Regions from separate parts of the Mus musculus genome. Here all the other regions are linked to region 4. Evidence: chromatin loops called from intact Hi-C (ENCODE). Cell type or tissue: left cerebral cortex. All regions are shown on one strand. Region 1 overlaps Slit3 (slit guidance ligand 3). Region 2 overlaps Slit3 (slit guidance ligand 3). Region 3 overlaps Slit3 (slit guidance ligand 3). Region 4 overlaps Slit3 (slit guidance ligand 3).

The links. Peaks named below come from ENCODE experiments on the same cell type or tissue, not always from the same donor. Only the 100,000 strongest peaks of a DNase experiment are listed, where the experiment ranks them.
Region 1: a loop joins it to region 4, with 2.1 times the contacts of the local background. A loop is called at or near these places in 2 of 42 quality-filtered maps.
Region 2: it touches region 4 in a loop (7-fold over the local background); 2 of 42 quality-filtered maps call a loop at or near these places.
Region 3: a loop joins it to region 4, with 2.2 times the contacts of the local background. A loop is called at or near these places in 2 of 42 quality-filtered maps.

Annotation. Positions count from the first base shown.
Region 1 is chr11:35,334,077-35,342,076 of GRCm38, forward strand. The region is part of intron 4 of Slit3 (slit guidance ligand 3); the gene reads left to right. Among named protein-coding and RNA genes, the nearest start is that of Gm46277, 50 kb to the left of the region's middle. In left cerebral cortex, no CTCF peak of the experiment used is centred here; DNase peaks (open chromatin) are centred at 3,574, 5,311 and 5,617.
Region 2 is chr11:35,173,516-35,181,515 of GRCm38, forward strand. It overlaps Slit3 (slit guidance ligand 3), which reads left to right. Exons shown (of 36, transcript NM_011412.3): 3 at 4,268-4,339. Among named protein-coding and RNA genes, the nearest start is that of Gm26070, 37 kb to the right of the region's middle. In left cerebral cortex, no CTCF peak of the experiment used is centred here; DNase peaks (open chromatin) are centred at 3,962, 4,788, 5,062 and 7,618; H3K27ac peaks cover 1,800 bases.
Region 3 is chr11:35,347,315-35,355,314 of GRCm38, forward strand. The region is part of intron 4 of Slit3 (slit guidance ligand 3); the gene reads left to right. Among named protein-coding and RNA genes, the nearest start is that of Gm46277, 63 kb to the left of the region's middle. In left cerebral cortex, no CTCF peak of the experiment used is centred here; DNase peaks (open chromatin) are centred at 3,612 and 3,888; H3K27ac peaks cover 441 bases.
Region 4 is chr11:35,257,131-35,265,130 of GRCm38, forward strand. The region is part of intron 4 of Slit3 (slit guidance ligand 3); the gene reads left to right. Among named protein-coding and RNA genes, the nearest start is that of Gm46277, 27 kb to the right of the region's middle. In left cerebral cortex, no CTCF peak of the experiment used is centred here; DNase peaks (open chromatin) are centred at 396, 4,718 and 5,729; H3K27ac peaks cover 2,891 bases.

The DNA of each region.
Region 1 (8,000 bases), 77 kb after region 4:
GAGGAATAATGATGATTCACAAGAAATGATGACAGAAAAGAGAAGTGTTCCTATGGGAATGAGGGCACAGGCAAGGTTGAACTTATTCATGGTGGTGAACATCATGTATGTAAGACTGGCCTGTGGTCATCAGATCAGCATTCAGGCCACATGTAGCTACCTGTGTGTTTGCGGTGGCCTGTGGAGGAGGGCAGCATCTCAACTGATGGACCTTCACGGGAACTCTTTGAACTCCTGCAGAAGGAACAGTAGCGAGATCTCTAGCTCAGAGGGGAAAGCATTACAGACAGAAAAATGGATAAGCATCCCAGACACTCGGGCCAGGATGGACAGGGAAAATGCCCAAGGGACTACTCCAGCCAGTGGCACAGCTGTGTGTGGAGGGGTGATGGGGAGTAAATTTTATCATCTGTGGCTGGGCCCCTTCTGCTTCCAGCTGACCTCTGCTGTCTGGAGTCAAGAAACACTCCTGAACCTCTCCATGAGTGGTGATGTCAGGATCGTAAAACCTCTCCAAACAGGCAAGTCCTGTCACTTGTGTGGTGGCTCCATTTGATCCATCGGAGACTCCTAGCCTTGAATAATAAGTTATATCTTCATTTGTGCTCACCCTCTGGAGCAGTGGAGCTGAACTGAATGATGAGGCTGCTGACTTTGGTGGGAGTCCTTGGGGCCTAAGTCTTTCCATCCCCACAGCCCTTCAGGGAAGGCCAGTGTGGCTATTTATGAGCCTCATTTGATAGATAAGGCATCTAGACTTTGGGCAGCTTCTGTGGCTTCTTCAAGGTCACTCAACTGGAAAACTGATCTGAGTTCCTACTGCTTAGTCTAGTGGCACTGTGGTCACTGCCCCCCTGGTGACTTCCCTGCCCACTCACCTGCCCCCCGCACACAAGTGAGTGTGGAGTGGGTGTGAGGATTAAAGAAGAGGCTGCATTTTGCATGGTGTATTCTTTGCATAGAGCGGGCCACATGGAGCTTTCAACAATGTCTCTCGTTCTTTGCTGTTGAGTCCTCGACACGCCCCCATAAATGTAGGGAACACCTTCTGTCTTGATAGAGGGCACTCACCCACTTCCTCTCCCCCTCCTAAGTTCTGCAATGAGATTCTAGTCATTCTCATAGATCTTCATAAAGGACCTTTTGGCTGTTGGGCACTCAAAACGGAGCTATTCTAGTGTTGCTTTGGCCCAGCTACGACCCACCTAACATCAAAGAGAGCTTTTATTGCCTTCTAGGGTCTCTGTGATACTCTGAGACCTCAGCACCTGTCTTCTCTCCCCCTTCCTCCTTTCACCATACTGATGCAGTACCTTTCTCTCCCCTGCCTGCCCCATCCCCACCCTCTCAACCTCACAGACCGTTGAGAAAGCAAGACTTGTGAGTCCTACTGGTAACTCAAGAATCCAAGGTCTATGTGAGAGGGCAGGCCAGGCCGACTTTCAATCCCCATGGTTTCCCTAGATTCTAGGTTTATACAGGACAATGACTTTATATCAAAGGGCCACTGAAGAAACCTCCCTTGGAGTTGAGGCTGGTGCCATTAGGGAGAAATGCAGAGCACAGAGAATCCTAACCCTGTACATTCATTAGAAGGTTGAGCCCAAGGGAGGAAACGACATTGGAAAAAAACCCCTCTTGTAATATGCTTTTCTACTATAGCCATTGATCATGCGGTGTGCCCTGGACACAGTAATCAGTGCTTTATGAGCTGTCTTCCCCTGGAAGGCTCTTTTTCCTCCTTCATTTTGCTCAAAATAAGAATTTAATTAAACTCTGGGTTTCTCCTGCCACAACCTCTTAAAAGAGTAAGATGGTGTTAGAGGTTTGGGGTGTGGAGAAATGACTTCATCCGCTGCTTCAGAGATACTGTTCTGTATCGGTGACAATGGCCCCTCTTACGGACAGAAGTTAACACAGAACCTTCTGGAAGATTCCGTATAGTAAGCATTTTTGACAGTGATAACCACACAAATCAGCAATTAGCCATGTGCACATAGCAAGTGACCTTAAGACTCACTATGTGTTTATTTCATAGCTAAAATCATACATGGGTCTCTGAGACATGTTTCCTATATGATAGAGCCTCTTATATAACATACTTTAAAATGGGGAAACTGAGGTGTAAGGCCGTTTAAGCACCTTGCCCTGAGTAGGAAGGAAGGAAGCCAGAGTTCAAGTCTTCTGTCACCAAATGCTACTACATACCTAGTGCTGTGGCCTCTGCCTTTTCAAGATGGAGGTTGATTGATGAATTGATGATGGTCAAAGCAACATGAGAATCTAAAAACCTTTGAAGGTTAATTTGAAGGTTAGAGCTCCAAGCTCCTCTGTAGTAGTGAGGGAGCCTAGGTAGACAGGCCTATGGCATTCAGCCGATGGATTGGGGAACTCAGGTGATGAATCTGGCCTTTGCATCCTTAAATACCTTGGAAGGTCAGATTAGCACAGAAACCCCGATGCCGAAGGGAGAGCTCGGTCTTCCCACTTGGCAAACATTAGCTGGTTGAATACTTGCTGATGGAAATACTGATAGCGTGCCGACAAAAGTTCAGACCTGTTCCGAAAGGTCATCTGAGCCAGCAAAGCGAGTAGTCCCAGTTTGCCTTTTTGTTTCTCCCGGGTGAGGGTTTTAGCCAAGGCCTCCAGCTTGAGTCCTCTCTCAGCATATGGTCCAGCGACAGATGGCTTGTGACAGTGGAAAGAGCTGTGCAGTGGCCAAATCGTCCCTTTCACTGGGCCCAGGACTGCAGCGAGATGTCTACCCTGCAGCAGCAGCCAGAGAAAGGAGAGTTAACACATTATATGGATTCCCCTGGAATGTAGTATGAATCCCAGTACTTCCTGGGCATACCCCTTGAGTGCCCAAACACCTCTCATTCTGTCTGGATCCTGTCCATTCACCCATTCTCTTCGAACCCTAGAATCAACTTCAAACCTCCATTTTCCCCAATGTGTAATGAGATTTCCCTGACTCGTCAGTAAAATCATCTTTTATTTCCCCTTGGTTTCTGGTCTGCAGTCGAGTCCCTTGGTTTCATTACATAATTCCTAGCCTTTCCCAACCTTCGTATCTAGCAAACTTCAGAGAGCAGCATTTCTCAAATCTCCTTCTGATCTTGGCCTGACCCTGCCTGTAGTCTTCCTCATGGGTCCCCACCACTTCAAATTCAGAAGGGCACACATGCTTCTGTGGTCTGGTCTAGTTCCCATTCTGGCTGATTTTTATTTATTTATTTATTTTTTATCATCCTGTGTATGTAGTCACTATACTACAGTTTTTTTTTTTCATATTTATTTCTGCCGATGTCTCTCTTCCTCTTCACTACTTCTGCTTCTTTTCTGATACCAAACCTCTTGTAACTCTCAGGTGGGGTCATGTAGCCTGATAGCTCTGTACTGTCTTCTTTACCAACAACAACATAACAGCACAGAAGACACGCTTGTTCATGGGCATCCAGCAGAAGTCAGCCACCTTCCAGGCTCCAGAGCCTCAGACACACACTCCTTCGAGGATCACCCTGCACAGGGCTGAGTTCCTGGACATCCTGCCTGGTGGCTCTCTCTCTGCAGGACCAGTGCTCAACTTGGCACATCGTCATTGCTCCAGCCTAGACCAGATGGGGATTGACGGCATCTGCAAGGTTGTTCCTCACCCCGCTGGCTCTGCGCCATGGGGACTGGGAACCTCCTAGCACAGCTATCTGGGGCCCTTCGTGGGCTATTCCTTATCCACACTGCCCACCACCAGTCACTCTCATTGTCACACGAAAGCATCTCATTTGACTATTAACAGATTGTTGTCTGTAAGGTTTTTTTTTTTCTTATAGAAATATATACCTGGGTTGTTGGGTTATTTTGTTTTGTTGAAAATGGCAGGATAGAAATGTTATTCTTAACATTTCTTCTTTCTCTCTCCCCTTCTTCTTCCTTTTCTCGTCTCTCTTCTTGAAGCCTAGCAGGAGTTCCCTTAAAGCAGGATTTATTGTACTTTTACAACCGAAAAGGGAATACTGCTTACCAGCGTGACTAGTGGAAAATTTCCAAGCTGTACCGTTCAGTGGTTTCTATTACCTAATAGAGAGATAAATAAGCCACGGTTCTTCTTAAGGACTGGCTTTTAATTAGATTTTTAATGGATACTCTTTGACTTGCCCAAGCATAAGTACTGCTGCATTAGTTCATTATTGTGATTAAAAGCAGCCAATAATGATCATAGCTAAATAATTTTCCTCAAGTGTTCTTGCTCGGTATGATGCCCCGAGTGCTGGCAGCAACTGGCCTGAGCGTGCTCTCTTTCGTTGGTTGCACTTCAGAGCTGCTGGTGAGAGTCCAAGGCTGGGAAGCCCGCAGGTGCAGAAGTGCAGACCCTCAGCGCCAGGACTGTGTGATTGTACGGTGCTAATTACAACACAGCCCACTTCCTTTTCTCTGAAGTTTGAGGTTCCTAGAAAACTTAGACCTATTGGAATATATCCGGAAGCGTACTTATGTCACTGGTTGGGAAAAGCTCAAATACCTGGATGCCTGTCGGTGAGCCTGCAGCCGGCTGGCAGGAAGGCTACAGTGTCACGGTTCGCTGGACTGAAGTAGAACCTGTGACCTTCTTTCTGCCTCCTGAGATGTTTTTAGAGGATTTAGAGGTGGATCAATTTCCCAGAGGCCCATTGCCCTTATGAGGTGATAATCTGCTTTTTCATTCTCATGTTCATGTGTGCGTGTTTGTGATCTGTGTATGGCTGCACACAGGAGCAGAAAGCAGAGGTCAGTTGAAGGTGTCAGTTCTCACCTTGATTTGTTGAGACAGAGTCTCTCACTGGTCTGGGACTTGCTGACTAGACTGGGACTAACCAGCCACAAGAATCCTCCTGTCTATGCCTCTCCAGTACTGGGATTATAAGTTATGCACAGCCACACCTGGCTTTTTAACAAGCACAGAAGGGATGGAACTCTGGTCCTCACGCTTGCACATCAAGCACTTTGTGGCTGCCTCCCCGGCTGCTGGTCGGCTCTGTTCTTTATCCTAGCTGCCTAGCTATCCTCTGTCTGTCTGGATACACTGTGTTTCGTCGACCTTCACATGCACATTTGCTGAAAGGATAAAGAAGAGGATGGACATCTTTATGAAGATATGCCACAAAGAAAGGATGCAACATGCATAATTACTATTCATGTTGACTCTGCTTATTTATTCTGTCTTTTTTTAGGCATGGATTTTAATCTGTTATTCTCTTCACAAATGGCACGTTGTTGTCATAGCGATATATCACGGGTGCTTTCCCACGCCATTAAATCATCTTCTACAAAATGCCTTTTGAGATCTGCCAAGGATGCCATTACATAAATGTAACCATAATTTATTAATTTCTGTCTTTTGTTGAACATTTGGATGACGTTAAAGCTTATATTATTATTGGCAACTTATCAATTCATTAAAAAAACAAACCATAATTATTTCCTTGGGTGAACACTTGAGATACTTGTCAGAGGCTGTAGAGATTATCAGTGGTAGGCCCTGGCACATTGTCTTCTAAAGAGGCTGAACATGTGAGCAGTTTAGACTATATAAGGAGTGGTTACTTCTACATGTGTTTTTAAGCATACCGAACTATTATTTTTAAGTGGTTTTTTTTTTCTTTGTAGGTTTCAAGAATGGTGGTTGTTAGCTGTTTTAATTTTGAATTTCTTATTTTGGAAACTGCCTCTTTTTGTACTTCACCCACCTTGGGATGCTAACTTTGGGATCATGTATCTTTTGAAGGATTCAGTTCTACTTCACTAAAAAGCAAATCTTCCCCTGGCTGCCTATATCATCACTTCATGCTAAAGGGAAGCAAAGATCAACTCTGGGTTCAGGATTGAAGAATCAACCTTGAAGACTCTCCAGATGCGTGCAGCCAACTCTAGACAAAGCCACGCAGTAAATGTCATGGCGAACCTGGGTTTTATTCACTGTTCTGTAGTTAGACCAGGTTTGTAGCTTTGTGAGCTTTAGCTAGGCTGCTTTTCCTCTGTGAGCCTCTGTTTCCCCACCTGGCCAATGGAGAAAGACACTTATCCCACACAAAGGCAGCAGACATCGAAAGCTGCTGAGCTTACCACTAAGAGGCTCCAGAAGTTAACAGGGACCATTCTCTGCTCAAACATGTTACTTTCTAGTTGCCTTTCCTTTGATGTAACTACTGAATGTATGTGTGTGTGTGTGTGTGTGTGTGTGTGTGTGTGTGTGTGTGGTGTGTTCTCTTTATGTGTCTCTCGTATCTGTCTCATGTCTCTGCTTCCCCGTGTCTATGTATTTCATTTCTGTTTGTGACCCTCTCTGTCTCCAGCAATCTCTCTCTGACTCCTGTCCTTTGTCTCTATTGCTTTTGTCGTTGTATCTCTCTGTGTGTCTCCTGTCTCTGTCACAGTCTCTCTCTCTGTTTCTCTGTCTCTCTGTCTCTCTCTGTCTCTCTCTGTGTGTCTCTTCTATGCCTGTGTCTCTCTATCTCTCTTGTCTGTGTGTCTCTCTACCTTTCTGTGTATGTCTGTCTCTCTGTCTTTGCCTCTGTCTCTCTGTCTCTATGTTTCTCTCTGTGTGTCTCTGTCTCTCTCTCTCTTCATAGGAGTCTTCCCTTTGTGTCTCTCTATGTCTCTGTCTCTCTGTCTCTGTCTTTCTGTGTGTTCTATGTATCTCTGTCTCTCTCTTTCTCTCCGCCCTCCCCCTCCCCCGTCCCCCGGAAGTGACAAAGGGAAAGAGATACATGTCGTTTTAGAAAGAGATCTGTGAGCTCCTGTGAAGCTCTTGGGCGGTTGACACTTTTCACCTTCACACTGGCTCAGAGCCATGGAAAGAGAACTGTTCCGTTCCCAGGAACCAAGGATGTCCTGGCCAAGCCAGCTTGTCCTCTACACTCCCTAGCAGTAAGCAGGGTGTGCCTGATGTGGCTGAGTGCAAGGTCATGGAAAAGGTCAAATCTAAAAGAGGATGATGGTTTTGGTGACTTGTTGACTCAAAAGTATTCTCAAGAGTCACTGGCTTAGAGCCTCTGGGAACACCAGGATATAACAGACAGGCTACTCAAGAGGGGCAAAAGGGGGAAATAGGCCATAAGAATGCCTGGAACTTTGGGCCCTGCTCAGTGTGATGGTATCCATTGGGTAGGGGATGCTGCTTCTGTCATTTTGATCCTAACACCTTGGGTAGAACATATTTGGGGCAGGTGTGGAAGAGTCTTATGAGCATTTTCAATTCTGTGGAATTAATTCTCTGAGCATTGTGGGTGGTGTCCGCAGGCTGAAAGCTGACTGAATCTTTCTGTCGGTATTATTATATAGGGCCGCTTAAGAAGTGAACCTCTCTCCTCTGAATTCTGTTTCTTTAAGGGCCATATTAATATTTCTCACACCTCTCTAAAAGCAAAAGTGTGAAAGATAAAGTGAAGTAGTAACCATGGGTGATAAAAATTCATAGTGTCCAGCCAAGCAAACAGCTTACTAAGTGCTGGAGAAGAGCCCGAAAAGCTCTCAGTTTCCCTTCTGTTAAAACAAGGAGGGAGGAGAGCTGCCCTGCCGTAAAGCTATGGTAGTATGGAAATCTATGCACAATGTCCAACCTATCACAGGAATATCCCTAGAACCCGGCTGCCGTGCCTAGACTGGATTTGATACTGAAAGAAGTTCCATCTCCCGGGACAATAGATTAGAGAGAGGACATGGGTCGAGCTGATGTAGCAGCAGGCAGGCACGAGGAACAGGAACACTAAGCTCTGGCCAACTGTTGAATCAATATCTATGAAACCCCGCAAGATGTCGGTCAACTTTGCCTCTGTCTCTTTCCAACTCTGTGACCAGAGTCAGAGTGCTTACCCACCCCACCCTCCTCCGGCCCCCCTGCCTCTGTTGTATCTGTTATAAAGAGAAAAATCCAAATGCTGACTCTTTGCAAGTAGCAGATGAGATCACATATCAGAAAATATTCACATGCTATAAGGCCCGCCACATACTGGGCATTCACCAAT
Region 2 (8,000 bases), 84 kb before region 4:
GAATCCCTTGGTTCAGTTTAGGGCACTTTGTATTAAAAAAGAGGTGCAGGAGACTCCTGTTTCCAGGTCATCTGCTGATTTAAAAAGCAAAACTGTGTTTAGACTTTTGCTTTGTGCCCTCCCCCATTTCTTCCGCTTGTGTCTGTCAGACATGTTTTTCTCATACAAGTCAAAATTCACCTAAGGCTTCATTTTCTAACCGAGTCAAAAATAATCCTTTGATTTTTCCTACTGCTGCATCAGAGAGACTAATAAAAATTCCAATTTCCATATCTGCTCCCTACAAATAGAAACTTTTAAAATAATCACAAAAGATGACATTAATGTCTTCCGAGTAGTCCACAACATCTCTCTGACTACAGTTTATCTTTCCAGTTAATTGCTGCATTCTTCTATTTTGATAAGCAGTGCCAAAATGCCTTTACCCCTTCTTTATCGACTATTAATGTATCTGTTTCATTATCTGCCTTATCAGCTCAAAGACAGCCCCTTTCAAGTGGCTCTTTAACTCAATGAAAGAAATCTGCTAGGCGGGATAGCCGAGAGGCCTTCTAACACCAATAAAATATCCAAATGTTTTAAACTATTTTCCCTCCATCCATTCTTCTCGACTAAGTAACCTAGAGGACTCCTTTTTATTTTTTTGAAAAGCTTTCATCACATCCTGGCATATTCCCCTAGTCTGTTTCTTATTTACAATTTATGGTGGAGCAATAAAAGACTCAATAGTCTTGAATAATTTGAGCTTGCCTTCCCCATCCCCCCCCCCATTTTCATGCAGAATGCTTTCTATCTGCTAATGTGGTACAGGTGAATGGGTAAACATGGAGCAGAGACAGTGAGCTTCACTCTCATCCCAGGGTGATTTTTCCCTAAATGAAACAGAGGTGTGGGAGTTGCCTACCACTGACAGTCACCTCTAGCCCACAGGTTGGGAGCTGAGGAAAGGCTCCTCTGTTGCTATCAATTCTATCCTCTTTCTCAGTAATCCATTTAAGGACTAACTGTGTTCACAATGTGGGAGCCAGCTTCATCCCAAATGGGGTTAATAAAAGAGTTAAACTCCGCCTCTGCCATCATCACATGAGGAGCATTTCCGATTCTAATCTTCTATAGAAGACGGGGGGAGCAGAAGGCACCAAAGAACTGAAAATGAACACAGTCTGTGTTCCCCCCTAACTCAGAACAGACACCAGCCATGGGCAGCCCTTGTGGGAACCCAGAACCCAGCCTGACCTTGATCCTACATCCTCCTCATGTAACTGGCTACTAAACTAGGCCTGAGCCAAGTATACTTACATGTCCTTAGCTTGTGGTGCTGCTTAGAGATCCTGTCTCATGCAGGTTTTGCATCCATTGGCTTTGGTTCATCAGGGGTATTTATTGAGCCTTCACATGCCAGGCATGAGCCCGGACTTTGATGAGTCTAGGAAGTTGATCTGAAAAGGATCCTGGATACTTTTCCAAAAGGAACGAGAGGATGCTCCAGGGTGCACATGAGGAGACATTTGCAGAAGTATGGGTGGCATGAGAGAAACCAGGAAGAGATGGTGCAGTCCCACAGGCGAGTGATGACAGAGCCGTTTATGACTGCCTAGAGGCCTTGGGGGAGCAATGGGAGCAACTGGATCTCAGAGGCCAGGTAGAGCAGGACTACCTGGCGAGAGGGACGCAGGCAGCCCGGAGTGGTTTGGTCAGGAGGTAGAAAGGAAAGTCTCCCAATCCCACTCCTTGCATAATGAATACAAAACTGAGAGATGCATTATAGGAGGCCAGAGTTAGGCTCCTCCATACATGTGGAGGTTGGTACTCACCCTAAGACTTAGTCCTTGTCCTAACTGGAGAATAATAACAGTGAGCTCTGGTTGGTTGATTGATTATTAGTCTGGCTGAGCAACGCCCCCATCCCATCCCCAGACACTGGTACTGAACTGACACCTTGTTTAGTAAATGTGCTAATTTAATTTTTAAAGTCTGTTAGTTTCCCAAGGCTTCCTTGCCATATGGCAGAATGGAGGGAAGGAGGAGAGACGAGGGGAGGAGCAGTCATTAAAAATTGTAAATCATTAAAAATAAAAAAAATATATTATGACTTCACCAGGCTTGATGATCTACTTACTCCGTTTTTATTCTTACAAGCGCTGCTGTGGTGTCTTATTTTACAAATGAGGAAACCGAGTCTTAGAGATGAAGAGTAACTCGCCCAATACAATACTATACCATCTAGTACGAGGCAGGGCAGCCCTGCACGTATGTAGCAGTTCTGTAGCTGCGTCTTCATGTGGGTCCCCTAAAGCAGGAGCAGGGGCTGTCCCTGACTACATTGCCTGCATTTGGATCCCTCTCCCCTAACTGGGCTGCCTCAATAGAAGATGATGCGTCAGGCCTTACTGCAGCTTGATCTGCCATGGCTGGTTGATATCCATAGGAGGCCTCCCTTTTGCTGAGGGGAAGGGGAGGAGGGCTGGGTGAGGGGAAGGGGGGTAAGAGGGAGAGACTGGAGGGAGAGGAGAGGGGGGAAGCTTCCATCAGTAGTAAAGTAATTAAATGACTTAAACAATAGTAACTATAATAGTAATGATAATAATTAATAATAATAATAGAAATCAAGCATAGATCCTAAAACAGTGGTTCTCAGCCTTGGATTGTAACCCCTTTGGGGGTCAAAAGCCTCTTTCACAGGAGTCTCCTAAGACCATTGGAAAACATATTTACGTTACGATTCAGAACAGTAGCAAAATTTGCTTATGAAGTAACAACGAAAATAAATTTATGACTAGAAGTCACCACAAAATGGGGTACCTATTAAAGGGTCGAAGCAGCATCGGGGAGGTTGGAAGCCATTATCCTAAAAGTATACTGGGGGCCTGAAATCCTTTCATTAGCTCTGTGATTCCCCTTGGGCAAATTCATAGCTACTATATTTTTATCTGTTAAGAAAGTGGCCTGGAAGGAGCTGGCCTCCACAGGACAGAAGTCGCATAAGTGGAGCTTGGAAGAGTTGAAGAGTCTGGCCAATAGAATGGCCCTTCTGGCCAGTTAACATTTATAAACACAAATGTATTTAAATACTTGTGCCAACCAATTACCCCTCTGTGCCCTGATAGAAACCTCACATTGTTGACCCACGTTTTCCTTTATGGGAAACCAGTGTGTGCTAGGCCCACGGCTGTGCTTCTGATTCAGTAGGCTGTTAGGGTAGGACACTGTGCTGGGTCCAGGAGTATGATGAAGACAGGGTCCATCCTTTATTCCTTGGGAAGAGATGAGGAAATGAAGCACAAAGGTTGAGCCTGAAGCCACCATGCTGACGGTTAGGACAGTCCAAGAGGTACGGCCATCATGGAAGGTCTGTTTTGGAGGGAAGATGTACCCTAGCCAAGGGCATGCTTCCTCCATTCCCAAGGAGAACTGGGACCGTTCCTGAATTCTCCCTCCTTCCTAGAAACAACCTCCGATCACAACAGCATGTCCCAAACTGCAGTCCTGTCATTTCTTGGCCCCTTCCCCACTCAGGATTCCCACATCATCTTTGCAGTTGTCCCTAATGTTCAGCTAATGATTATTTACTAATCCATTTTAATCTGCTTTCTTTTTTTAAGTCAGGGAAACAAATGTTTCATTGTATCATCGACTCTCAAGGTATGCGGCATGCATGGATCCAATTCATGCAGAGTGTTTAAGATTTTTAATCATCTACCAGGAGAACTTAAGGTTCAGCAAAGATGTAGCCTACATAGGAACAGCTTTCGTGAACATCTTTAGGAGGTTTGGATGAGCCTGGCCCTACATGAGAGAATCCCTGGGTCCAGACTAGATGTCTTAGCCACGGTGCTGTTTCACAGTGACTCCACCCTTGAGGTTGAGCAGGGAAAGCCTTTTTCAGTAAAGTATTTTGGAATCCTTGGAGGAGGAGCTCCAAAAGAAGAGGTATTGAATCTGCATTTTTTTTTCCCCAAAGAGCAGCTTTGCCCCCTCTGCTTCTGTGCATGATTCTGCAGTGCTCTGGGGGACATTTGCTGGTAACATTCTTAAAATAGAGACATGGAAGCCAATCTGTCAGGTAGAAGTGTGCGGGTGTTGAATCCCTTTTTACCGTGACACTACACTGGGATGTGAGTTATTTTGTCCCATCAGAGTGATTCCAATTGAATCCTCCTAGGGGGTCCTAGGAGGGAGTATGTGATATGAGTGCACAGCCTAGTGCCCCCCATGAGGACCCCTATCCCTCTTCGGTCCTTGACCTTGGCTGCCTTTCTGATTCTAGGCATCTGGAAGACAATCAAGTCAGCATCATCGAGAGAGGCGCCTTCCAGGATCTGAAGCAGCTGGAGAGATTGTAAGTCAAACACAACCTGGTGTCCAAAAAAAAAAAAAAAAAAAATGCTTTCTGAATTTTTTTTTGGTTTTGTGACCTTGGTAAAAGCAAGTCTCCAGCGTTCGAAGAAATATTTTCTGCTACATTTAAAGTTGCTTTGAAGTATGTTACATAGACACTGAGATCCGTTTAAACTCCTGTTCTAGGTTCTAGAGAAGATGCAGAGGCCAGCATCTGAGGCTTGGTTTCTTCTTCCCAGTATCCATTAGTTTCTTTACATGGGGCCACACTCCTAACCTGACCTCAGCTTCTCCTTTCCCAGAAGAGTGAGTTAATGCCATGGAAGATGGCAGCAGTTCCCCCCCTGCTCCTCCTGGAACTCCTGCTTCTACTCTTGTGGGAGAGGAAGGATGGGCGAGTGGGCGCAGCCTTCCGCGTGCCTGCTTCTCGGAGCGCCAGCCTGTCTCAGGAAACCCACACGTTTCCACGAGAGAACACGTTGCCACCGGTTTAAAATAGGCCGCTGTTCTGACTTGATGGAGGGTGGGCAGCAAACGCTGGAGTTGGGCGGAGCCTCCCATTTATTTCGCCAGTGAATGTTTTTGCAGAGAACTCTGGGGTCGTTCTGATGAGAAAGGTTGCTCGGATGGTTAAGTGGGCAGCTTCACCTTTCCTCAGTTAATCACGTCTGACAGCTCATAACATCTGGATATTTGCTTTCTGCCCTCTGAGTGGGGATTGTCCCCAAGAGCACTTAGTCATGCCGGTGGTGGGCGGCCTCTCATCTTGTGCCTCCCCTGCAGCACCGCTGCCCTGACTTTTCAGCTTCCTGCTGTACTGGGGGTTGGGACTGCAACAGATCATTGCTCTGCCAGCTTACCTGGAGAAACACCGCTCTGCTTAGGCGCCTGGGTGCTGTTGCCAAAGCTCACTTGCTTTGAGACGAGTCTCCTTTATAGACTTGTTTGGGTGAAAAGGACGGCCTGCCTGAACCAACTTCCTTGTTTTGTGATGCATCATCCTTTCCCCACCAAGTCCTTCTATTTAAGGTCACAGGGCAACGAGGAAGGTCCTAGCCTCACGGCGATCAAGTGTTTTCTTCTGGATCAAACTCCAGCATGGCTTTCGCTGTCACTAGTGTAAAAACATTTGTTTCTCCTAAAAGAAAAAAGTTATTAAAAATTACGTTGTCTTTGTTTACAGTTTGATTTTTCAAGATTCCTACAATTTAAGTGTTTGGTTTTTTTTTTTTTTTTTTTGTGACCCAAGAAAACAGAAGTATTTGTTGAAATAGTGAAATAGTCTTTGTGAAATAGTCAACATTTACATAGAAAAATAAACACATGGTCCAGTGTGGAAAAGGTCCCTCTTGCCTAGTTTTTCTGATTAGAAGGGTAAATAAATTGTTAATTTGTTAATTTCATGGTTGTTGTGGGGAATTAGAGAGTGCTTCGGGGACACCAGAGACTGTGTGTGTGTGTGTTTTACAAGCGATGGCTTCTTTTATTCCACCCTCTTTGCCAAATTACAACAAGCAACAACGAGGTATCATTACCCTCATTTTGCGGATGAAGAAACAAAAGCCCAGGGAGTTGAAGCCAAAGAGTTGTCAGGGCTGGGTAAGGTTCCCAGCCACGTCTGTCTGACATCAAAGTCCACCCTGTTTTCATAGCCCTGTGCTGCAGACACCAGATGAAGTGCGAGCTTTACCAATGGCCCTGCAAATAGTTTCTCTCATACCCATCCAAGTCCAGGAAGGCTCAGGGAAATATTCTGGCAAAGGTGCCTTTGCTTTGGAGTGGTGAACGAGGCCAAAATACCGTGCGTGCCTGGGGAACTAAGGGATTGCACTTGCTGAGCTCTTGGTCTGTTTTGGTGTAGTAGGTGGGTAATGCTAGCTGCGGTACTAGATAAACCTTCAAATCTCAGCGACTTAGCACGTGGAAATTTACCTCTAATTCTTACAAACTCAATATGACATTCCTGTTAGGGCCTCTCTTCCAAGTATACACTCAGAGACAGGCTTCTTCCACGCCTTGATGCTGACATCTTTCTATCTTGGGTTGCAGTGTGCAAATGTATCATGTCAGTGAGTGAGGAAATGAAACTGGGTACAGGAGGTTTCCATGTGAGACCCGGGAGAAGTATATACCATCTCCATTCTTACAGCCTGCGACCAGTCATGTTATATTAGACAGTACGGTATACTATAGCCATGGTTAAATACAGCGAAGACTGGCAGAGGTGCCTGAGTTCTAGGACAGGATAGGTTGCCGATCAGACTTGTGTTACATGAGAGCTGGAGAATACTTGGGTGGTAAGATGGGAAATGTCTGTCATTGGTAAGCGTCAGAGTAAGCAAGGTACACGTGAGTTTGTGTGCACGAGTGAGTGTGTATGAGTGTGTGTGCACATGCATGTGTGCTTGAGAGAGGAGAGTCTGTGTGTGTGTGCATGTGTATGTGAGAAAGTGTGTGTGCATGAGTGAGTGTATTTGCGTGTTTCTTTGTGTGCTCATGTGCATTTGTGTGTGCACTCACGAGAGAGGAGATTATATGTGTGGGAGAGAGAGAAAGAGAGAGAGAGAGGAGAATGAGTGTGTGTGTGTGTGCGTGCGCGCGCGCGCAAGTGTGTTCGAGAGAGAGAAAAGAGTCTGGGTGTGTGCATGTTTATATGAGAAAGTGTGTGTGTGTGTGTGTGTGTGTGTGAGAGAGAGAGAGAGAGAGAGAGAGAGAGAGAGAGAACAGGCATATACATTTTAAATGCCACAATCTATAAAGCTATGAATCCTCACTGCTGTTGCTCTGATTTCTATTCAAGCAGTCTGCTTTCAGTCACACTGAGTGACACAACATAGGAAAATGCAATATATTTGCTATTAACCACGGAAGAAGTAGATGGTGGCTATGCCATCTGTAGTACACTGCAGGGTCCCCCTAACCCATGTCTCTGTGTTACATAATAGAATTTTGTATTGGCTCTGTTCTAAAACAGCCTAAAATGTAAATGGAGTTTGATAATTTCCATTCTGAGTGTTTTATTCTTGGCTTATTTTCTTGGGGGCTTACTGGGAAAGAGAAGGGTAATCGTCCGTTTCAAGTCTTGGGATTCTTCTCTTCTTCCATGAAAGGACCTCAGGCTCAGTTAGGTGCCACTCCATGTTATGTCATTTCCTATTGCAATAATAAGACACCTGAAGCTGGGTACTTTATAAAAAGAAGTTGATTTGATTGGTAGTTTTGGAGGCTAACAACATGGTGGATGACGTCATGGCTTACATGAGGAGGAGAGCTAATTTAGGGAGACACAAAGCCAGAGATTAGGAGAGCCAGAAAAGCAAATGTGCTTCCCCATATCAGTGTCAAGCTCTTATAGAAGCCATGCCTCCATGCATAATCACCTCCCACTTGGTCCCGCCTTTTAAAGGTCCCATGACCTGTTAATCCTGCCACATTTAGGACAAGACTATAGGCATATCCCAATCACACGCCTTCCTGTGATCGCTGGATGCAGTCCCTTCACTTCCACTTTTCAAACCGTTTCTCTTCCCAACAGCGATTCTGTTCAGAGTCACTTAGCTCCTCCTACTCTCAAAGCCCTGAACAAGAAAAGAGTGTAGATACTTAAGGGTTTTTTACCGAAAATACTTGAAGTTTTCTTTTATACCAGTAGATCTAAGCCA
Region 3 (8,000 bases), 90 kb after region 4:
CTCTGCTTCTGTCTAGGGACACTCTCCTGCCTTGTGTTGGAGCCACATGGTAGACCCCATAGGCTTTGCCTCTAGCCTTCTATATACATGGCTAGAAGATTATGAGCACTCCTGCCCTTGTGGGCCACATGAATTTTACACGGAGACCGTCAAATCTCAGGCCTCTGGCACGTGTGTGTGTGTGTGTGTGTGTGTGTGTGTGTGTGTGTGTGCAATCCTGATTACCACAATGGGGAAATAGCGAGTGCATTGTTTTCAAATTACTGATACCATTTCACTTCTGCCATGCTTACTTTTGTCGCTATGGGAACAGATAAGGCAAATGGTGTTTTATTTAATAGCTTGAAAAAAATTGAGGCTGGGAGAAGTTAAGACACTTAACAAGGTCACACAACTTGGATGTGGGAGGCTGATGGGTAGCCAGGAAGACCTGGGAGTGTTTTGACTCTGGATAGGGCATTCCTTCTGTGGCCCCAGGCCACCTCCCCTGCTAGGGTACCCCCTTTCTCTCCAGGACTGTGAAGTCAGCTGTGGGGCACCATCAGCTCCGCCAATCTGCTCCCTTGTCTCTTAAAGTGATTGTGAAGTAGAAACCATGAAATCCACAGCTGCAAGAAAGGCAGGAATTCTGCCTCAAATAGGCACAGGTCCTGGAAGCCAGCAGCTGATGCTGAAGTCACTCAGAGCCCCTCTTCCTCTCTCTCTCTCTCTCTCTCTCTCTCTCTCTCTCTCTCTCTCTCTCTCTCTCTCTCTCTCTCTCTGAAAGGATTGCATGTCTGGGAGGTAGCCAGTGATCCATTCTATGCACTGAATAATTTGTAAGTCAAACCTCCCTATTGATGGCAATGTGATGTCAAAATCACTCAATTTAACAACACATGTTGAAAGGACAAATCAATTATGCCCGGCCTCTCCAAAGGTGGCTTGGGAAGGCAGCACGTGGAGATGTGAATATGGATAAACACACATGGCTTAATGGAATGCAGACAGGATGGAAACTGCCATAGTAATTGAGGAATCTTCTGGACTCTGCTTCTCCTGGCCGGGAAGCTTGCCCAGTCCATAATCCACAAGTGAAACCCACTGAGCTTATGAAAAAGTGAAGATTGGCTAGGGATGTGGCTCAGAGATAAGAGGCCAGCATGTGCCTAGCATTCCGAAGGTCCTGGGTGGTTAATCCCCAGGGAGGGAAAGGAGAGAAGGAAAAGAAGAAAAGCAAGCCTCCAGCTGCTCACAGCAAAGCTCTGCCTCCCAATCAGACCATGTCTTTCTTCATCACGTTCTTTACCTTACGAGATGGATTGCCCCATTCTGCTGCCCCAGCCAAGGCTCTGCAGCACCTTCCTGGACTTATGAAGACTGCCCAAGTGACCTCTCAGACTCTATGTTCCTCTGAAGTTGTACCTGAAACAAGCCAGTCTGGGTTGTACCTGTCTGTCCAAGCTTGTCTTCCTGGTCTCCTATGATTTGCAGAATCAACTCCAGCTTCATACTACTGCAGATGAAGCCCTCCACACTTGCTACTGCCTCAGTGCCATGGGTCCAACTCTTTTGACTTTAATTAGTCTAATCTGAAATGTCACTCTCTCAGAAAGGCCATCCCCAGCCAGTCATTACCATCTTATTCTGTCTTGATTATCTTAGAACACATCACTACCTGAAATTTATTTGATTATCCATCTGTTCCATATGTGATAGAAGGCTCCAGAAAGCAAGGACTTCGTTGTGTTTAGATCTATACCCACAGTACTTAAAATGCTACTTGCCTTACGTTTAATACAGTTGTCAAAAATCTTGATTGGCTACACACACACACACACACACACACACACACAAGTATAAAAGAAGTGGTTCCCAACTCATAGTGTTACGGGGACATAATAAATTCTTAAGAAGTAGGCCGAGTGGCAAAAGATTGTAGGACCTAAGAAAGTCTGGTTATTGGAGGGTGTGTTCTTGAGGGGAGTATTGGGACCCTAGTGCCCACACAGTGAGGTCCAAGACAGCCAAGGCTACGTAGAGAGACCTTGTCAACAAACGAACAAATCTCATAGACCACTGGTGTTTCCCTTTTGTTGGAAAAGGATGCAAACCTGTTTTCCCAGCTGAATCTGTGGCCCTCCATTCATTCTAGAGCTGAATTAAAATAGAGCCTTTTTTGGCTGGGGACCTTAGAAAACTGTGGCCAGCTCTAGTGGCCGAACTTTTTTTCAGAACATTGACCCGGTGTGGAAATCACTCCATGGGTATACTACTCCCTTCCCCAGCACTGATCATACTGGGTCTTATTCTGGGAGGACACATCCAGTCCTTACTGCTGAGGTACTTTGATATTTAGACCGAATGCTACCTGCTCTCCAGTGGGCACAGGCGACTTGCAGTGTTTCGGGAGTGAGGTGATTACTCTGGTTCCCCAAAGCATCCCTCTTTGATTTGAAACAGAGCAAAGTTGCTGTGGTATGGGGGTGGGTGGCGCTGTCATGAAAGGGCCCATTGAATTTGTAGCCACCAGAGTGTGTTTCAGCAGTGGTCTGAGCAGAAACTTTAGTGGTGTACTGGCTAGTTTTGTGTCAACTTGACACAGCTGGAGTTATCACAGAGAAAGGAGCTTCAGTTGAGGAAATGCCTCCATGAGATCCAACTGTAAGGCATTTCCTCAATTAGTGATCAAGGGGGAAAGGCCCCTTGTGGGTGGTGCCATCTCTGGGCTGGTAGTCTTGGGTTTTATAAGAGAGCAGGCTGAGCAAGCCAGGGGAAGCAAGCCAGTAAGGAACGTCCCTCCATGGCCTCTGCATCAGCTCCTGCTCCCTGACCTGCTTGAGTTCCAGTTCTGACTTCCTTGGTGATGAACAGCAGTGTGGAAGTGTAAGCCGAATAAACCCTTTCTTCCCCAAGGGCTTCTTGGTCATGATGTGTGTGCAGGAATAGAAACCCTGACTAAGACAAGTGGTGTGGAAGAATCCACTTTCCTTCTGCTCAGGAAGGCCAGGGAAGGCCAGGAATAAGGCGGCTTATTCGGGCCAAAGCCTCATTAAGGCCAAGGCCAAGGAGTGGGTGACCCTTCCACATGTTACACATCCTTGACAGATGGCTTTATTGATGCTCACACTCTTGGTTCTTTTTTACAGTTTCAGCCTTCCTTCTCCTGGCAGTTGAAAAAAGCCTTGTGTGGCTTAGCCCACCTTTGCAAGCCTGGTGCTGCCTGAGGGGGTGTAAGGGGGTAACCACCTCTGTTCTTGATCTGACCTGACTAATTGGCCTCAGGGAAGTAAATTATATAGAAAGAAGAGCTGTCTCTGACGCTGGCTGCTGCGTTCATCCCTAAGTATAGGAGACACGAAGAAGAACCACATCACCTTGTAAATCTGTTATGGCCTCTTGGCCTCTGAGCCATAATAAATAGAATCCTCGCAGGCTGTCCTGAAGATATGAAGACGTTTTGTGAGAACATCTGGCATTCATTGACTAAGGAAAAAGGAAGAAAAAAAAAATCATGAGCCTTGGGACAGAATTTCATTTTCTTTTCATGTTGCCATGTGGGTGAAGGAGCCCTCTCCATCTTGAGGCAAACACGGGGCGGGGTATGTGGGCTCCCTTTCAAGTTTTAAAAGGGACATAAAAATGCATATGAATTTCTGTGAAGCAGTTCACTGGCGGGGGGGGGGGGCATCTTTTTGAAAGGAGCTGGGGATGTCCGGTTATTGTAACTTGCTGTCAGTGTGTCTTCTTTCCTTCTGGTCCTGGGAAGTTTACTGTGCTCTGCCCTCTGGAGAGGGAGGGAGTCACAGACGATGCATTCTGCAGTTGACTAGGAGACACCAGGGAGTACGAGCCTGGGATGGGCAAGAGCCTAGAGTTAGTTCTATACAGTTGTTCCCTGTCTCCCTTTGCTGTTTCCAGTTCTGCAGAACAGTCTGACTCATGGTTCTACCACCCACCAGTTTAGATTCCCATAGGAGTGTAATGGAAGTTTTCTTCTGAAGGGTGAGTCTGCTCCTTTCCCATGGGATAAGCAGAGGCTGTTCTTTGATCAGTGGGTTTAAATCACAACAGGGCTTAGGTGGCCAAGGTGGCTTAAAATGTTAGCAAACAGTGGGGTCCCTTTTAATTTTTAAAGGGGACTCTAGTCCTACTCTTTATGGCTTGCTTAATTATCCCAGGCCCCTGAATGGCTGTCTATTGATTCCAATTAACATGATTGACACCTCATGTGGAAGGTGAAAGCTAATCAGAAGCCGGACCCCCACGGAGATTCATTTCCTCTTTGGAGTCTCTCCTGGGCTGGAGGAAACTTAAGCAGGGACTTGTACCCAGAGCCCCATTTACTCTTTCATATGCAGACCAGCAGTGAACTGGGGAGTTGGGGGTGGGGGAGGTTAGGTTTGTTTTCAATGCCATTAAAAAAAAACAATCTACAACTAATTCTGTTTCTTTTCTTTCCTTTCCTTTCCCTTCCTTACCCCTTTCTATGGTTTTGCGAATCTAACTTGATCCCTGAGTATCTGGATTTCCCTTTTCCCTTTGTGATTCTGAAAGGGCCTTAAAAGTCAACTTTTTCTTATCTCTGAAACCACATTTAGAAATTGACATGAACTTACAAAACCAGCCGACTTTCTGTGCCCCCTCCTCCTCCTCCTTCTCCTCTTCTTCCTCTTCCTCCTCTTCTTCCTCTTCCTCCTCCTCTTCCTCTTTCTCTTCTCTTATGATTCAAATACAGATCTTGATTGGTTTCTAAGAACACATTCAGATAAATCCAATTGTAGTAAGAGATGGTAGTTAGCAGGCCAGACACAGTAAGAGAGCAGAGCCCTGGGGTGATGCTGAATCGAACGCACAACATGAGAGAAATAAGACCAGCAAAATGGGCAAGGGATGGCATTGCCATGTGAGTGCCAGTTATTTGAAAGGGGTAGATGTGATATGGATGTACCACCTATGCCATCGCCTCCTATCTAGTACATTCTTCCTAGTCACAGAGGGTACCTTATGTTACAGTGGGTAGTCAGAGCAATAAAAACAGTACTGTGTGGTTACCAAAAATTAAAATACTGTAATGGACTTCATAGTATCCTGTTTGGTTTGGTTTTGGGGGGGGGGGGAAGGTAAATCCCTCACATTAATTGGCTTATTTATTTATATATCTATTTAGGCTGTAAATTTCATAAGGAAACGCATGATGTTGGTTCTCTGATTGCTTTGTTCCCAAAATCAACAGTGCTTGCCTGTTAGAGATGCAGGGTGGATGCTTGAAGAATGAATAGATTCTCCCTGTACAGATCCTGTACTGGTAAAGAAACATTGAAGTTCTGTTGTGCTTGGTGAGTTGGTCAGAAAGAATATAAAGGGAGAGAATGATGGATGGATGGATGGATGTGTAAGACCCCCGAAGCTGGGCCTCTGCTCAAGTCCCGGGATGAGCTGGCCAGCATCCCAATGACTTGAGAGAAAACCACACCTGAATCAAACTGCAAGAGGTTTTATTAACAGCTAGCTGAGGACGAACTCTTAGTGCCTCTGCCTAGCAGGGCAGGGGAGTTCAACCTCGAGCAGTGACAGCAGGGGGCTTTTAACAGCTAGCTGAGGAGTTGGGAGGAGTTGGGAGGAGAGTTGGGAGGAGTTGGGAGGAGTGTTGGCTACAACTCCTTTCTGGCGAGGGTGGGGAGTGATCTGCAGCCTCTTCTCCGGCATCTATCTCCATGTCCTTGTAGGTCTTCCTACAATTATCACATGTCTGGCTGTAAGGCACAGAAACAAAAAGGCTTTTTGCTGGCTATAGAGAACAAAGAGTTTCTTTCTGGCTGTATTTTTAGAGATCAGGGAAAACAAGCTTAGGGAACGTCCAGGGGTCTTACCTTCCAGGGAGAAACACTCTAAGTCGGGGTCTCACAGATGGATGGATGGATGTTGGATAAACGGACAGATTGACAGATGGGTGGATGGATGATGATAGGTGGGTGAATGGATGGATGGATGGATGGATGGATGGGTAGATGGATGATGGATGGATGGATGGATGGATAGGTAGATGGATGATGGATGGATATATGGATGGATGAAGGATGGATGGATGGGTAGGTGGATGGATGGATGGATGGATGGATGGATAGGTGGGTGGGTGGATGGATGGATGTGTGGATGGATGGATGGATAGTATATGGATGGGTTGATGGTATGTGGATAGATGGATGGGTTAGGTGGGTGGGTGGATGGATAGATGGATGGATAATATAAGGAGAAGTGAGAAGTGACCTTGTTTTGGACAAACAATATAACATAACAGGCAGACAGAGTTCAGTGATTACTGCCTAGAAGGAGGTTGTACACTTTGCATGTTTGTGCATCAGGGAAACACTGCATCCTCAACTGCTATGTGACTGTCCTCTAGGTAGGTCAAGACACTGAGAAGAGGACACTGACACTGATCCGGATGGTCCAGCAAATTTTGGATCACCTGATGAGTCTCTGTCATTTTGTGGCAGGTTCCCTCACATACACCTCTTCCTCATGTCCTCTGTGGAGCCTTCCCATTTACTTAGAAGGAAAAACGGAGAGGAAGGGGCCATCAAAAGGGAGCAGCTCAACTCTACCATCGTCTAAGCGTGACACACAAAGGCGGCACCTCCCTGGGAAGCCCACTTACACGAAACTGCGTGTCATGGTCAAGTTAGAGCCAACAACCACAAACATAAACAATGCCTCACACCCATCCTAGGGATGTCACAGTGTGTTCACTGTATCTCTTTCTTCACCCATTTCCAAACTTAGGCTTATGTCTAACAGATTTAATCGCGTTGCTTGTCGTTCCTCAGCCCCGAATGCCAGTTTATATGGCTTAATGTCACTTCTTCTTACCACTGCAATAAATCTTGAGACAATTAGCACCTTCCCAGTATCCTATGGGGAGTGTGGGGCTCTGAACTGGACTATGTGGAGAGAGACGAGGGAGAATATGATGCAGACAGTCTGGCCTTTGGACTGCTCTACATTTTGTGGTATCATCCTTTCCTGCTCTCCACTTCTGTTGCCAATTGGCCTTTTGTATTTCTATTACTTGGGGGGGGGGGGGATGGAGGGTGGGGTATCACCCATGAGAGGCTAATAACATAAGAGAACAAAAGCCAAGAAAGGCATTTCTGAGCCCGTAAATCTGTAGATTGATTTCTGTTACCTTCTCTGGCTATCTTAGGACCTATAAAAGCCCCAAGAACTCTATATTTTTGTAACAATCCTACCGCTTGCCATTTGAAATCTAGTCTATAACACTTGTGTCACCGTTTAGGTAGAAGTTACCTATAGGAAAATTTAAAGCTCTGTATTTGACTTTGTCCTTGTTGTGTATTGAAGTCAATGAAATTTCATTCCAGCTGTCACCACTCTCATCTGGCCTCAAAGGGCTCATGCGACATCGGTCTGCAGTAACATAGGAAACAGCCTGCCCCGCCATACTAATTTTGGTGGCCTCTCATGGGCTGCTGGCCTTCCTGGAAAGATTATCTAGTTCTCTTTATTCAGTTTGCAGTGAACATTTCTAGTGATTTTTTTTTAAATAAAAGCCCATGGCATTTAATGCATAATGTTGAATTGGAGCTCAGGCCCAACGTTGCATTTTATATCCAAAGACTGAGATGTCTGTACCATTTTGAGCACTTGGTAGTACTACTGAGTCTGTAGAGAAACTGAGTACCTTCTGGGTACACGGCCTCAGTGATGGCAATGCCTGCATAATGTTGCATCTGGTTTGAGAACATTAGTCTCCTTTTATTAATCATTGCTCCTGCCTCATTAAATCTCTGGCTTCCACATGCCAGAAATGGTGTGACAACCCAGGCCTGGAGGACTCCTCCCCCCCAGACAAAGGCATCATCGAATCGCTGGAAAGGAGGGGACGCAAGGCAGATAGGCAGAGCAAACTAGTGCGTAGCGGGAAAGCCTCCTGGGAACCACTAAAGGCAGAAGAATCGCCAGTAAAGATGGGAGAGAGTTGGCGAGATGGCTCTGGC
Region 4 (8,000 bases):
GTTCAAGGGGTTCTGAACTCAGGGCAGTTTTTCTGTCTGAGCCTATCCTTTGCTGAGGTTCTCTGTGTGTTTTACCATACTCTGTGTCTTCCTCATCTTATAAAGCCACTAATGCCATCACCAGGCCACCATTATTACAGCCACAGTTTAATATGAATTAGTACCACTCAAAGGCCCTGCCTCCAAATAGCATCAAAAGGTCACGTTGAGAATCCCATTTCTACTTCATGGTAAGACATTCAAACCCATAAGCAACAATGAAAAGCAGGCCTGGGTTTGAATCCCAACCTGGCCACTTTGAGATTGGCCAGCTTCAGAGGGGCCCTGTTTTCTGTGTTTGGTTTTATTTTCAAGTAGGAGATCCTAGCACCTGCCCCGTGGAGCTGTTGAGTGTAGAGCTCGTAGCCTGCACAGCAGTTAATTAACACGGGCTCAGTAAACGCTTGCTATTTTTATCGACTGGCTGGTGGAGAGCAGTTTCCCCTGTCAGAAGTCTCCAAGGCCCAGAAATTTAAAACCAAATTATTGAGCAGTCCCTGCATGCTGGAACTCTGCTGTCTTGAAACAATAGAAAGTGGGACTGCCGAATGTTTATTATTTTCTAAGAAGTTATTTTTCACCTTACTTGGTTTGGGTTTCCAAAGGCACGTAGCTGCTTTCCAGAGACTTCTTGTTAGGCCAGAGTTGTAGGAAGGGGTGACCTGCGCTTGGAATGAGAGACCCAGAAAGGCATGAGGGATTGAGTCCTGGGATGCAGGGGCAAAGGCTCTCTGCTGGAGAGGATGAAGAACCCCTATGGGAACTCTGTTGTCAAGTTCATCTTTGTTCTCATAACCAAGAACAGAACACTGAAACTCAGTCTCCAGGGCATGAGGCCAGGAAGTCGTGTTCCAGGTAAGTTGAGTGGGATTGGCCCTGGGCCAGGGCACTTCTTGATGTTCACAACCCTCTGCTGCTTCTTTGCCTTGGCCTATCTCTAGCTGTACTCGCACAGAGCCACTGGAGAGGGGCTGGGTGGCTGGCCCTTGGGGCAGCAGGACAACATACCAGAAGTTAGCCTGCCTGGGTTTGAGTTCTCTACTGCTTGGGTAGATTTTTCAGGGCCAATGCTGTTTTAATCTTTGCAATGGGCGCATTGATAGCTAGCTAGGACAATGACGTGGGGTGCTTTCTGTACTATGTTACAGCATAGCCTGGAACCAAGCAAGCCTCAGGCCATGCTGGCCAATAGCTGTCTTCTTAATGTGGGATTGTGTGGAAAGGCTTTTGGGAGAATGTTCCAGATTCTCCATGTGGCAGAGAGCACACAGATACCTTCTTGCAGAGGAAGACTCACCTCAAAACATTGCTGAGCTTTCAGTAGTTATGGAATAAACCATAACTACTAAGAACAAATTCGTTAAGGCCAGGGAGCCACTGAGGTAAGGCCTCAAAAGGCACCTGAGTGTTAGCGGGGCAGCTGCTGAGTGCTGCCAGTTTCTTAGACAAAGACTGAACGTTCTCTCCATGCCAGTTAGGAGACTGCTGTCAGGAGAGGGGCTCTCTTCAGTCAACGCCTGTCTTCTGAGCCACTGCTCAGTGCAAGTCCCTCAGAAACCATTATGATCTAGGTCCTCAGAACATAGATGGGAGCAGATCAGAGCAAATGGCCCATATGGTGAGATTCTTAATGGGGGAGGCATATGCACGAGAAACAGTGAACTACAGGGTAGCTGGAGTGTACATGGCTATAAGTACCCTGTGGGATGAACACGCACAGGAGGAGGCTTGGGTAGGAGGTGGAGGGTGGTTTCGGATAGGGCAGTTAAGGAAGGGTCTCACAAGATGGTGACCGTGATGACTTGGGCAAACAGAGGAAGGGAGCCATGTGGACAGCCGGGGAAAGAGCAGCATGCAGGAATGGAGGAGTCTGTGAGTAAATCAACGGAGCAGTGGAAGGATCTATGTGCTGGGGCTGTCGTAGTGATGGAAAGTGATTGAAGTAAACTGAAAGCACTTAGGGTAGAGCCTGGTGCAGAGTGTGTCCTTAACCTCAGCAGAGTGAGGAATGAATCACGGCCACTTTCTGTTTCCTCACAACTCACCTTTCCCCTCGCCCTTCTCTCCCTCTGTCCACCCTTCACTCTCTTCTACCTTGCAGTCCTGGAAGTGGAATCCAGGGCTTGTCTCATTCTAGGCAAGTGCCCGCTGAGGGTATTATATACCAGCCTGAGGCAACCCTCAGAGGGCATTCCACGTGGTTTGTTGCTTCCGACAGCCCTGGAGAGTAGGCAAGGCAATTCCTCTCAGCCTGCACCTCCCCTTGGAAAGGCCAATGGGTCAGGCATTTCCTGAAAGGCCATCCCCTGCCCAGCACACTAATCTACTCTCTGCTTTACAGATATGCATCGCCTTCCCTAATACTTACAGAGTATGGAAGGTAGGGCTTGGTCATACCTGTTTGAAAGATGGCAGAAGTGAGCAGAGCTGGAACAACAGGCAGCCCGGGTGGCCCAGCAGGTGGCTTGCTTTGGTTGGGCTTTGGAGACCGTGGCACAGTATCTGCTGTGGCATGCACAATGAGCCTGAGTCTATATTTCTCCCCCACACACATCCACCTTTGGGGTGCCATATCAAACAGGTGGCCCTGGAGACAGAGCTATTAGCTGGATTGTAGTTTAACTGAAGTAGACAGCTGGCCACTGAGCCAGGATCAGTGCTCCTGACTCAGGCTTGCTGGAAAGAAAGGCTGCCTGGATCCAGAGAACTATAGCCACATTCCATCAGGGAAGGGGGCTAGCTGGGGACAGCCCAGAACAAGACTGAGTCATATGGGTGACAGATCAACTCAGAGAGAATGGGAAGAAGCCAAGGTCACTTGATGGTGTATACTTTGGGGCAGAGTAGGAGTGTACCCCCAGGGCCTTGAGGGAAGTTGGCACTTCAGACGATTGGGCAAAGCATGGGACCTAGGATAGTGCAGCTCCTGCTGGTGACGGTGCCATGGTCCTCTGCCACACCCTGCTTCTTGAGCTTGGAGGGAACGCTTTCTCTAAGGGAGTTGGATTCAAAGAAACTCTTTCCATCCCATCTTCTCTGCCTTACAGTTACTCAGTACAGTTACAGTCTCTGTGGGGAGTCTGAGGGTGGCATTTAGAGGCCTTCCACAAAAATTCTAAAACAATAGGCTAGACTCACAAGTATGTGGTCTGTTTAGATGTCTGGGGTTGCTTTCCCCTGCTTTGAAAGAGAACATCTCAAGCATCTTGATTTGCTAAAAATCTTACCAGAGTATAAATCACTGGGACACGGGTGGGCTCAGGACTGTCAGGGCTCACTGGAGATGGGTCTACTACCTTCTCCCATGCCCCTTTTCCCCTTCCCCTTTGTACCTAAGCTTTTGGAAGACTTAACAGGGCAAAAGTCGTAGAGACTTTATAGGAAAATTAGCCTGAGAGTGACAAGCCCGAAAGATGTGCACGTCCCTCTGTGGCTCAGGAGAGTAATACCTATATAGTGTCTCCTTATACAGATAAGAATGAAGTATCCCATCCAATCTTCCTACCCAGCTCTGAGCCAAAGGCTCATGCGGTTGCACTCTGAGCTCATAGCTCATCCTATCTGTGCACTTACTTTGATGCAGTTCTGAGACTACAGAGCAGTAGGGAACTGTGGGAAAATTATAAGGTCAATATTTTTCAGCTGTTCCCCGCTATATGTGAGTCATGAGGGGGAAAGGCGAGCAGAGCCTGACATCAAAAGCCTACATCTGGGATGGGGGCCATCTTCGCTGTTGGATTCCCTAGCTTAAGGCTAGTTTGTGCAAAGCAGAGAGCCTATAGATGGAGTCGATTTGGTTTACCTGATAATTTCCTTTTCTAATAATCTGTAGCAACCTGTTTTTCCTCCTTCGTGTCCATCTTCTGAGAATTTCCCTGGGTCTAAGTCCCATTCCTGTAGCTTCCTCCTTCAGAGGCAACATCCTCATCATGAGATGAATCATGGATCATTTGGTAGTAGATGCTCATTCTGACCCTAGCCCACTAAGCCCTGTGTCTCTACCTACAAGGCCATGGCTCTGACTTGATTTCATCCTTAGAGTAGTTTCAGAGAGGAGGGGAGCCAGGCACAGTGAGATTAAGTGACTTCCCCAAGTTCACTTGTAGAGATACAGGCCTGGCTTCCTTTGACCCGAAGCCTCTGGATCTTGATGTGTTGACTTCCAGGGTGGTCCATGTCTTAGGTAACTGTGTCCACACTTGGCTTTTCTACACAATTCGGGGATATGCTCCTCCATGGTCGACATTCCCACAACATCCAGCACAGAACAGCTTATACAGATCCACCCGAAGTGGCTGTGGCCCTACACTTACGTTCACTTTGCATAATGACCTTGGGGCAGGAAGGAAGGGACCTTATTTCTCCCCCTCAAATGGGAACTTGGTGATCTAGGGCATATCTTAAACATCCTACCTCCCAGTCTCTTGGAGGGCTTGTTACAACAAATTCCTGGATTCGGTCCCAGGATGGCTGAGTCAGGAGTTCTGGGTGGAGCTGGAGGGCCTTGAATTTCTTTCCACTTTCCAAGGTGGGCAGGGGCCCCAGACTGAGACCCACTATCGTAACAGAAGGCGAAGCAGCATCAAACCCTACTCTGACCGCAGGAAGCTCTGTAAGACTCCCAAGATGTCAGGAGCATCCTCAGTAAAGAATGCCGAGTAATGCTATCCAGTCATGAAAATGTTCAGAATGTCACATTTGCATATCTATGCTGAACATCTCATTATAGCATTTCTTTTCCGAGCACCGAAGCAGCACTCACCATGTGCTAGGCACTGGTTTGCAAATATACACAGTTCCCATGGCAGGCGCGTGTGGTAGTCCTTTCCTCAGATTTCCTTCATTGTACAGAGAGGTAGGCTAAAGTCCAGAGACATTCTATAAATTACCTGGGATCGCCCAGCTAGTCAGTCTGTGCAGCTGGGCAGGAACCCAGGCAGTCTGGCTCCTGGTCACCACATTCAGCCCCTGGGCAGAATATGGCACCTGGCTTGTCATCAACAAGACTTTCCCATCCCCAGGTAAGCTAAGAATTGCCTGCAGAAGAAGAGCGGTGAAATGTTTCTATTTCCAGTTCCTAGGCAGATTAACCATAAATAACAACGATGCATGTTTTATGACCACCACTTGGAAATCCCACGCTTGGCCACCCCTCTAATACCAGTCTGGTTAGCCCAGAGTGGCTTGTTCTCTTTCTACCCCTCTGGCATTGAAGTTTATCATTGCTCAAGAGGAGGATGCTTGAAAGAGGCCTGTTGGTTGTAGGAGTCCAAGAGGTGGGTTGCGGGTCAATAATAAAAGCAGAGCGACGTTTGTTGCTCTCCCATGCAGAGCCTTGAGAGTCTATCCAGCGGGTGGTAAGGAGGCTCAGCCTGAGGAAGGACGGTGATGGACAGGGTGGGAGGGGAGCAAATAGTTTCAGCCTGGCCGAGTAACTGAAGGACGGGCAGTGGGAGCATTCCAGCTATGTCATGGGAAATGGCTATGGCCAGGGCTCTGATTAGCTGTCAACCACAAATCCCCTGGGACCCTGCCAGGGGTCAGGCAACTGGGGTGCCTCTCGAATGCCAAATGGTTTGCCTTATATTATTGTCAAAGGAGAAGGAGGCGATTTTGAGCGTTATCCCTGGATGTGTGCACTGGCACTGCCAGGAGCTGAGAGATGGTTGGGGATGTGGGAGGGAGAGAGAAGCTAGAAAAATTCGCTTTTCATTCCAGGAAACATAGAGAGAAAAACCAGTCCATGCCACTGGGCCTTGGCATGATCTCAAAGCTGTTTTAGTCACCACCTCCGAAGCTTTCTGCCCTTTCCTTCCCTTTCTGCAAGGTGAGACATGAAAGTCTCCACCTCATGAAAGCCCTAAAGGGGGAAATGCTGACCCAGATCCCTTACAGTTGAGGTGGCATGGAACAATAGCCCTTCAAGAGTATGGATATAACAAGAGAGCCCCCCATGGTTTGCTTGCTTGATGACTTTGGCCTGAAACAGAGCCATGAAATGTGGAAACATCAAATATGATGACAAATGAACCAAATGTCATCCCACACTGGGCCCCTGGGAGGGACGAGGTGGTGTTCCTTCAACCCATTCCTCTAGCTTACGCCTTTAGAAATGTTTCATTGAGGAAAGGAAGGGACAGGTTGGCTATTTGATTAATTATGTCTAAAAGGGGGAGAGAAGAAAAACAAATCTCTTAAAACTCTTCAGGGATATTTGGCTAGTAAAAGCCTTTCTCTGAGCTTTTTTCATGGTCCCACAGCAGAAGGAAACCTTTCTGCAAGTTTAGTGGTCACAAAGGTTGGTAGTTCATGCCTTAGGGTTAGATGAGTCAGGTGTGCCCTGGGTAGGTGAGATGTGTGAGAGTGGACAGATCATTTTTCCAAGTAGTGATTTTATTATCACCACACAATGAGGATAATGTTAGTTCCTTCCACTCAGATCATTAATAATCCTTATGAAGTGTTAGGACAATGATAGACACACTAAGAGTGTAGCATTTTGGAGCCAGTGATGCTTAGGCTCAACTTCAAAGGATAGAAGACACTGAAAAAACAGAATGTATGGAAGATGAAGGTTGATTTTCTCTGAACTACTCATCTGAAGCTAGGAAGACAAGAGCACATACGGCAGATGCTCCAACACCCAAGTCAGTGTTGTTCTTGTACTGCCATGCTTTGCGCTTATTTAAGCCATCAAAGTCAGGTTTGAAACCAAAGGCACATGGAAGAAAAAGTAAAGGGGAAGGAAGGTCATGTGACAGTAGCATTTGAAGGAGGTAACCACATAATGGTCTGTTTGTTTCGCATAAGCTTAGAGTTTGTGCTGCTTTTCCTAAGCTACCATCTCTGCCTTTTAATTGGTGTGTTTAGACCGTTCACATTTAATGTAATTATTGTTATGTTAAGTCTGTCATTTTAGTTTTATTTTTCTGTTATTTTTTTTCCTTTGGTTTCCTTTTCTTTGTCTTCTTAGGGGTCACACGGACATATTTTATAACTCCATTTTTATTCATTTATATTGTCTCAGGATGCCTCTTTTTGCATAGCACTTTTAGTGGTCCTTCTAGACATTTCACTATGTGTCCATCATATTCTATGGGTATCAACAGTTTACCAGTTCAAGAGAAAGTTGGGGACCACACTTTCCTTCACAGTCCTTTACTCACTTCCACTTGGATACAGTCTTAAATACTTCCTGTAAATACTCTAAGAACCACACCAGTTTCATTGTTTCTGTTTCCAGTACTAAACATAATTGGGATAATCTAATAAGGAGATACGTTTACGCACAGCTGTACTCTGCCCATTGCTCTTTCCTTTGTCTCTGTCCTAAACTTCTTTTATTCTTTGTTTATAGAATTTGTCTTTTTAATGTCGTGTCTTACTGTGACAAATTCCCTTATTTTTCAATATCTTGAAATTTCTCAATCCTTGGGCTTTGTTCTACAGGATATTTTGGGTTGTGTGTTTTGAACTAACAATTCTTTTCTCATTGCTCCCCAAAATAAAATAAGATAATAAAAAAATTTAATGTGTTGCTTCTTTTATGGTATCTAAGGGAAACCCTGAAGTCCTTTGAATTATTTTCCCTCTGTAGGTAGGGGATGTGTTTCCTTCCCACTGTTTTTAAGATTTTTTAAAAATTTCATTTTTCATTTTTCAGAATTTTGACTGTGACATTTCTTGGCCTAGATTTCTCACAGTTAATTGTATTTCTGATCTATTTTCTTTTTGAATCTGTAGGGTTTTGTCTTTTTCCGTTTGGGAATTTCCATTGCTTAGTTTTTCCGTTGCTTTCTCGTCCACTTCATCTTCTCTCTCTCTCTCTCTCTCTCTCTCTCTCTCTCTCTCTCTCTCTCTCTCTCTCTCTCTCTCCTGCTATATGTTGACATGGATGCTAGATCTACAAGGCTCTGGATCATTTATGTTCTTTCTATTTTTTCTTCTTTATTCAGATTGGG